Regions from separate parts of the Homo sapiens genome. Here region 2 is linked to region 1. Evidence: read pairs that join two places in POLR2A ChIA-PET (ENCODE). Cell type or tissue: GM12878. All regions are shown on one strand.

Region 1 (4,000 bases):
CCATGGCATTGGTTCTTCCTCTAACGGACTTCTGTGGTCCTGAGCTTAATGTTAGCCTGACGTATTTTCCTCGTCTATATGTTGTCTCAATTCCCTCTGTCCAGCTACAAAGTGATGTATTTGAGTTCTCCCCCAGAGTATCTGTGACATAATCTAAGAGAGAGAAAATTTAGCCTTTGGCTATACCTCTAGAGACTGAGAGGGTAAAACTGATGAAGAGCAGCATTTCATTAACCATGAACCACACAGTTTTCATTTATTAGGTGGCAGTGGGTCCCCATCCATGCACTCAGGGCTTCTGGAGCCATTCCCAGATCTGTCAGTAATCTCAGTAACTATTTATTGAGCACTTTCTATGTGCCAAGCGCTGTCCAAGAAGCTGAGGCATAAAAATGCAAAGGAAAGAAAACAAGATGCTCACAGTCTTTTAGTTTCCAGGTTAGAAGACCTACCTGCAAAACACTTACTTTCTCCTCATGCATAAGATGGGTTGAAATTTTACCCAGTGATCTGATTCACAGGTTTGTTTTCTTATTTATATATCTGCCAGCTGCCACACTTTAAAAAAAATTATTCTAGCAGCAAGGATCTAAAATAACAGATTTGCCTTTTTGAAATTGCTTAGCTACAGTTAAACATTAGCTATAATATCAAGTTTCACTCTGATATTTTAAATATTATTTTGATATGCATAGTCACATATAATTTTCAGAAAAATACATCTATACAGTCCATACTGTCCCATAAGCTGCTTTTTACAACCTTCCCATGTGAATGGACATTCCTTTAAACATCATTTTAAATATCTGCATGGTATGGCGGTAACAACATGAAATTTTCTATTAGATATGTAAGCATTTTTCAGTTTTTCAGTAATATAAATGACTCTCTGAGGGCAAATAGGAATCAAGCAATTTTTTGAGACTCTAAATACATTTAAAAATTAAAAGTGCCTATCTATATATTTTCAATTGTGGTACATTTTAAATGTTTTTCTTAACCAATCAAAACTTCTAAGATGAAAATATAAGGTAAAATAAGTAAAATATACTCTAACTGCATTATTCTGAAAACTCTTACAGAATTAGGAGAAAGTCTCTAATTTCTAGTGTACTGCAGGTCATGTGACCAAGCACAATTCTAAGTTACATGATCAGTGTCTTTCTTTTTCTTTCTCCCCAGTTATCTCTTTGACTTTAGGTATAACCTAGTTCAGAGATAACATCTAAAGTCTGAATTTGAGGCCCTAAGTAAATGACAGCCCTGGGTAAAATGGTCTCCTGCCTAGAATTGGTCCCTAATCCTAGAGGCGAATTTTCTAAGTTACAAGAAAGTTTTAAGCTTTTGATATGTGTTATCAATTTGCCCCCCCCCCGCAGGCTGGTACCTATTTACATTCTATTAAGCGTGTGTAAGAGCACTTCCCTATGTGTTTGTCATATATGTATTATCTTTTGTATGCTTATTAACGTAACAAACAACAACAAAATAGCTAATTGTCATTTTAATTGACATGTTACTGATTACCAATGAAGGCTATCATTATGTCATATATTTATTTGCTGTTTATATGATTTTTCTTTTTTTTCCCTTAAATATTCCTGTTCTTGGTCGTTTTGTTCTTTTTCTTTTTTTACCTCTTTCTCTCTCTTTTTTTTTTAGTTGTTAGCCTCATTACTTTAATTGAAAAACTTCTGCGTATAGTAAGCCCTTTGTCATATAGTCTCAAATATTTTCCCCAGTTTTATGATTGCCTTTTAATTTTATGGTGTTTGCCCTTCTGAAGTTGAACATTTTTGCTTTCTCTAATTTATCTCTATTTTCTTTGTGAATTCGGCCTTTGATGACATGGCTTGAAAGAGTAAGTGGATCTTTAATGGACTTCTATTCTCTCTCCTTGATTCTTATAAGCCTAATTCATTAGTGTCAGCCTACAAGCATTGCCCAAGCTTCCCCCTACCTCTTTCTTCCTTCTCATCTCTAGGTAGTCTCCCTCTGTTGACAAGAACAAAAGAGATGGGGAATAACTGTACCGGCTGGGAAAGGTGACACCTCTAGGGAGTGAAAGGTTGGCCACTCTGTCAGTTTGTGGTTGATGAAGTCACATGAAAAGGCCACAATGTAAAAAGTTAACAAAGTTTCAGTTACACCGGATGATGAATAAGTTCTGAAGATCTAATGTATAGCAGGATGACTATAGTTAGTAACACTGCATTGTTTACTGGAAATTTGTTGAAAGTAGATCTTAAGTGTTCTTATTTATGATTAAGATGAAAAGATGGAATGCGGTGAGGTGGTAAGAGCAGCGTCTGTCCAGCAGGCCTATCTATTTCGGATTAAAATGAAGGCCAGTGACATCTTGCCTTACCATGTTCCACTTCATTGACCAGGGAATTTCCTAACATGTGGTTGACTTGTGTCACTGTCAGATAAAGTAGCAGGGAACAGTCTTTTAAAAGGCATGGCCCCCTTTACATTGCCCCCATGCTACATTCTGCTAAGAAACATTTGAATTTTTATGGCTTTCCTGCAGTAACAAATTTTCCTCCTACTGTCAGGATTTGCTTCATGCAGAGTAAAGTGGGCAGCTTTCATTTTCATTTCATTATTACGAAAAGTGAGACAAAAAATGTTTTAATTAGAAAGTTAATGATTAAATTAATATATAATTTCTAAAATTCCTTAAACTCTTAAAAATAAAAAGCTTGCATGTTTAAACTAATTAAATTTAAAAATCAATAAAGATAAAAACTAAATCTAAACATAAATGAATGAGTAAATGTGAAGAGTGGTGATGGCTACACATAGAAAATGTGAGTAAGCTCCAAATTATGCCTAACCTTGTCCCTGTAGCTTCCTTCCTAAGTGGGAGGCTGCAAAAGCGAAGAAGAGCACAATTGCTGGAGGGAGGTCACAGGTCACTATTATCTACAGTTGGAGATCAGAGGAAAACCTTGTGTGCCAAAGTAAGTGATTCATAGAAATAACAGTTGAAGATGTATGAGACAGGATAACTGAAAGGTTCCAGTCTTTCAGAAGTTGAGATGAGATGAAATCCAGAGAATATGGGATACAGCCTCATTTTTAACAAGTGAACCAAAGAAGAAGGAGAATATGCTGGGCTGAATTTTTTCTTCCCCTTCATTTCCGCAGGTTGAAAAGATCATGGCTTTTTTTTTTTTTTTTTTTTTTTTTTTTGAGACAGATCTTGCTCTGTCACACAGGCTGGTGTGCAGTGGTCCAATAATAGCTCACAGCAGCCAGCCTCAAACTCGTGAGCTCAAGCAATTCTCCTGCCTCAGCCTTTCGAGTAGCTAGGAATACAGATGCACCACCATGCCTGGTTAATTTATTTTTCCTTTAGTAAAGATGTGGTCTCACTATGTTGCCCAGTCTGATCTCAAACTCCTGGCCTCAAAAGGTCCTCCTGCCTCAGCCTCCCCAAAGTTCTGGGATTACAAGCATAAGCCACGGCTCCTAGCCACATGGCATCTTTTATAAGTCCAGTAATCCTACTACATTTCTCTAGTAAGTTTCTTCTCCCATTTTTTTTCTCCCGAACCTCCCATTCCTTCTCCATTCTTATGAAAATGTCTATGCTTTCTGCTCTCCTCTCATTTTTTGGCTGGTGACTTTGACACATTGTTGAGGGGAAAAACCATCCGAACTCCCTCATCGTAGCACCATCAAATCTATAAATATTCTGGCATTTAAAACCATCTTTTACTTTGTCCCGCTTCTTAAAAATGAGGATGCTCCCAGCTACTTGGGAGGCTGAGGCAGGAGAATGGCGTGAACCCGGGAGGCAGAGCTTGCAGTGAGCCGAGATCGCACCACTGCACTCCAGCCCAGGCGACAAAGCGAGACTCCGTCTCAAAAAAAAAAAAAAAAAAAAAAAAAAGAGGATGTATCCCGTAGTCTCTGGATTTAATCTCATCTCAACTTCTGAAGGACTTTCAGTTATCCTGTCTCGTGCATCTTCAGCTGTTTTCTTTCTATG
Region 2 (4,000 bases), 51 kb after region 1:
TTCTGGAGAGTACGTAGAAATTCTCTGTACTATTTTGTTGCTTCCTGCAAATCTTAAGCTATATCAAAATAAAAATGTTATTTTTAAGAAAATGGTACTGCTCGATGCACATAAGTAAAGATATTTGAAGTAGGATGGCAACTTGGAGGCTTAGGACAGTGAATAGAAAGATAGTGTGGTTATTAGAGTAGGAACAGACAAGTAGGTCAACCGCCCCATGCTTCCTTCTGCATAAAGCATCAAGCAAAAGTGGTACCTGCCTTTAGGCAGCAGTAACAAATGTAGGGGCCTCAATTGGAAAGGAAGGACTAGGGCCTTTAGAATAATGGTCACTGTCAGGACAATGAGGAGTATCTAGCCCAGAGACTAGCTATAGGTACACCCCAACCAGCAGCCTATTCTGCCTCTCCCCAAAAGCAGCTAGCGGCAGTCTGCTGGTCCACTCCAGCATGACTTTAAGAGTTTCTTCCATAAGCAGACTGGAGTGATTAAATTGAGCTTTCTTAGGATGGCCTGGCAGGGCCTCCCAAATACAAAAATGCACACATGAATAATTGAAGTAAGCCAGCATCATGAGACAGAGGCACCAAATATGGAAGAATGAACACACAAACAAAGTTAATAGAGTAGGCAGCACTGGACTTTAGAAACACCATCATCACTTCATTCAACACATATTTCTTGAGCCTCTCTAATGTGTACCGGACACTCTTAATTTTGAGGGACACTGCAGTAAACAAAACAGGCAAGGTCTCTACCATCACAGACATTGCAGTTTACTGATTGAGACAGGCAATGAAAAAATAAGCAAAACAAAATATCTGTAGGCAAAAAGTATTTTGGACAAAAATAAAGCACAGTAAGTAAGCGGTGGGGGAAAGAGAATACATATGAGGATATGAAGTGCCACTTTGGGTAAGGTAGCCAGGGAATCCCTCTCTGCTGAGGAAATGACTGTTAAACAGAGACCTGAATAATGTGCCAGAGCAAGCTCCTATCATCCAGGGGGAGACCACAGCAGCAGGGCTAGGAACAAGTGTATGTGCTTAGAGCTTTGAAATGTTGACAACAGCAGGGAGGCCAAAATGTTTGGAGCAGAATGGGAATGAGGGGAAAAGGTCAGAGAATGCACAGGGGGCCCTGTCATATAGGCCATTCTAGGCCATTAGATTTTTTATTTTATTCTAATGTAGGCCATTCTAGGCCATTAGACTTTTGATTTTATTCTAAGTTTAATTAATACAGTATGTTCCAAGAGATACAAGAGAGTATTTTCACCAGCAATTCTTTTAAAAGAATCAACCAGCAGGCCAGGCACGGTAGCTTATGCCTGTAATCCCAGCACTTTGGGAGGCCGAGGTGGGTGGATTACCTGAGGTTGGGAGCTCAAGACCCACCTGGCTAACATGGTGAAACCCCGTCTCTATCACAAAATTAGCTGGGTGTGGTGGCAGTTGCCTGTAATCCCAGCTACTCGGGAGGCTGAGGCAGGAGAATCACTTGAACCCGGGAGGTAGAGGTTGCAGTGAGCCAGGATGGAGCCATTGCACTCCAGCCTGGGCAACAGAGTGGGACTCCATCTCAGAAAAAAAAAAAAAAAAAAAAAAAAAGATCAACAAGCAATCACGTAAAGGTTTCATTTTTGAAATGGATCATTCAATAGATGAGTAGAATAGCAGATGGGACACCAAAAAAAGAGCAAATTAGTGAGCTGTACAAAAAAAAAAAATTTTTTTCTCAGAATACAGGACACACACAGAAAAAGATGTAAAGGAAGAAAAGGAAGACTTAAATGACCCATCCAGGAGATCCAAATTTATTTAATACAAGTGTTGAAAGAGACTATTAGAAAAGTCCATTTAGGAAAAATGAAGATGGAGCAACAATATTCAAAACAATATAAATATAAACATATGCTTGAATTTTTATTAAAATCTTTAATTTATAGGAAACAGAAGAACTCCATATCTAATAAAGATACAAATACTTATCAAATAACCATTCATTATAAAATTTGGTCATATACTATACCACAAAAGAGATCTCAACATTTTCAGAGAACAGTCATGATACCAATCATGGTTTTGGACCTTATTGCAATAAAATTTCAAACAAATAAATTGATTCCTTTTTTAAATTCCATGAATTTATAAATAAAATATATTCTAAATAGTTTGAGTTAACAAAATCAAATACCATTTTACATCCACCAGAATGGAAAAGGGGTAAAAAAAAGACAATACCAAGTATTAAAGAGTGTGGAGGTGCCAGACGCGGTGGCTCACGCCTGTAATCCCAGCACTTTGGTAAGCCGAGGCAGGCAGATCACAAGATCAGAAGTTCGAGACCAGTCTGGCCAACATGGTGAAACCCTGTCTCTACTAAAAATACAAAAATTAGCCGGGTGTGGTGGTGTACCTTAGTTGGGGGAAAAACTGAGAAGCGCTGGTTAAGTGCACAGGCTCACCAGAAGACTCAGACTGTAAAACCATTTTCCGCCCCCAATACCTTACCGCCAGATCACTAAAGGTAGAACGGGATGACTAGACTAGAGCTGTCACTGGGTATTTTTCTTCCCTAAGGTAGGTTAGGCTCTGATGAAACCCTAGTAGGTTAGGTTTTTGTGAAACAGTTTCTTCTGAGGTCACACCTTGTTAAGAAGAGTAGAATGCAATGAAGTATTTCAGAATACTTTTTCCCTCCCTCTACCAAAAGCAGGAGGGGATTTTTCTCTGACACTCACTATGAAGACTTGTCAGAGCTCCTGGAAGTAAAATTCAGAAAAGCATGGGAATCTCCCTATGACTGGCTTTCCCTGGGGTTCGTAAACTGTCAGACTTGACCTCACTGCACCACCAGCAGTTGTAATTCAGGTGTTCCTTCCCTGGCATTGGATGGTCTGGAGATTTCTGCTCTTGGGTTTCTGCTCCTGTAAGTTGTGGTGATTCTTTGTAGTTGCCTATTTCTCTAATTTGGGGGGTGGTAGATTGCCCTGTGACCTCACTTCTCTGATGGATCTAAGAAGAGTTGCTGATTTTTCAGTTTGTTCAGATTTTTATTAATACTTGTTGTTAGAACACAGTGGCAACTTCTAAGCTTATATGCCCTATATTTTATCTTCTTAAATAGTCTTAGCACAGTAAGTATATAAGGAAACTTCTTTAACTTGAAAAAAGGTATCTATCAAAAACTTAGGCCAGGCATGGTGGTGCACACCTGTAATCCCAAGACTTTGAAAGGCCAAGATGGGAGGATTGCTTGAGCCCAGGAGCTTGAGACCAGACTGGGGAACATAAGGAGAGCCCATCTTTCCAAAAAAAAAAAAAATTAGCTTGGCATGGTGGCACACACATATGGTCCCAGTTTGAGCCCCAGAGGTTGAGTCTGTAGTGAGCTATAATTGCGCCACTGCACTCCAGCCAGAGCAACAGAGCCTAGATGTATAATTTACATGTAAAAATTAATATCTTTTCTATATTACATTAATTAGTGACCAGTTAGAATATATGTCAGAAAAAAAGTTATTTCCTAATTGTAATGTCCCCTGAAATTCATGTTTACTCAGAACCTCAAAATGTGACTTTATTGGGAAATAGAGTCTTTGCACATGTAATTATTCAAGGATCTCGAGATAAAATCATCTGGGATTTAGGATAAGCCCTAAATCCAGTGACTGGTATCTCTGCAGGAGAAAAGACATGAAAATTTTAGGGACACAGGGAGGAAGGCCATGTGAAGATGAAAGCGGAGATTGGAGTTATGCAGCCACAAACCAAGGAATATGAGGAGCCAGCAGAAACTGAACAGGGCAAGGAAGAATCCACTTCTAGAGCCACTGGAGGGAGTGTAGCCCTACCTATACCTTGATTTTTAACCTTTGGCCATCAGAACTATGAGAAAATAAATTTCTGTTCTTTTAAGCCACTGATTTTGTGGTAATTTTGTTGTTGTTTTGAGACAGGGTCTCATTCTATTACCCAGGCTGGAGTGTAGTAGCACA

Evidence for each region. Peaks named below come from ENCODE experiments on the same cell type or tissue, not always from the same donor. Only the 100,000 strongest peaks of a DNase experiment are listed, where the experiment ranks them.
Region 2: POLR2A ChIA-PET joins it to region 1 with 5 read pairs; 3 of 35 experiments call an interaction of 5 or more read pairs at or near these places.

The regions. Positions count from the first base shown.
Region 1 is chr7:95,499,767-95,503,766 of GRCh38, reverse strand. The region is part of intron 2 of ASB4 (ankyrin repeat and SOCS box containing 4); the gene reads right to left. Among named protein-coding and RNA genes, the nearest start is that of ASB4, 16 kb to the right of the region's middle. RefSeq lists an enhancer at 2,368-2,417 and a silencer at 2,716-3,010. In GM12878, no CTCF peak of the experiment used is centred here; a DNase peak (open chromatin) is centred at 2,106; H3K4me3 peaks cover 377 bases; H3K27ac peaks cover 1,623 bases.
Region 2 is chr7:95,449,257-95,453,256 of GRCh38, reverse strand. No RefSeq gene overlaps it. Among named protein-coding and RNA genes, the nearest start is that of PON2, 16 kb to the right of the region's middle. In GM12878, no CTCF peak of the experiment used is centred here; no DNase peak of the experiment used is centred here.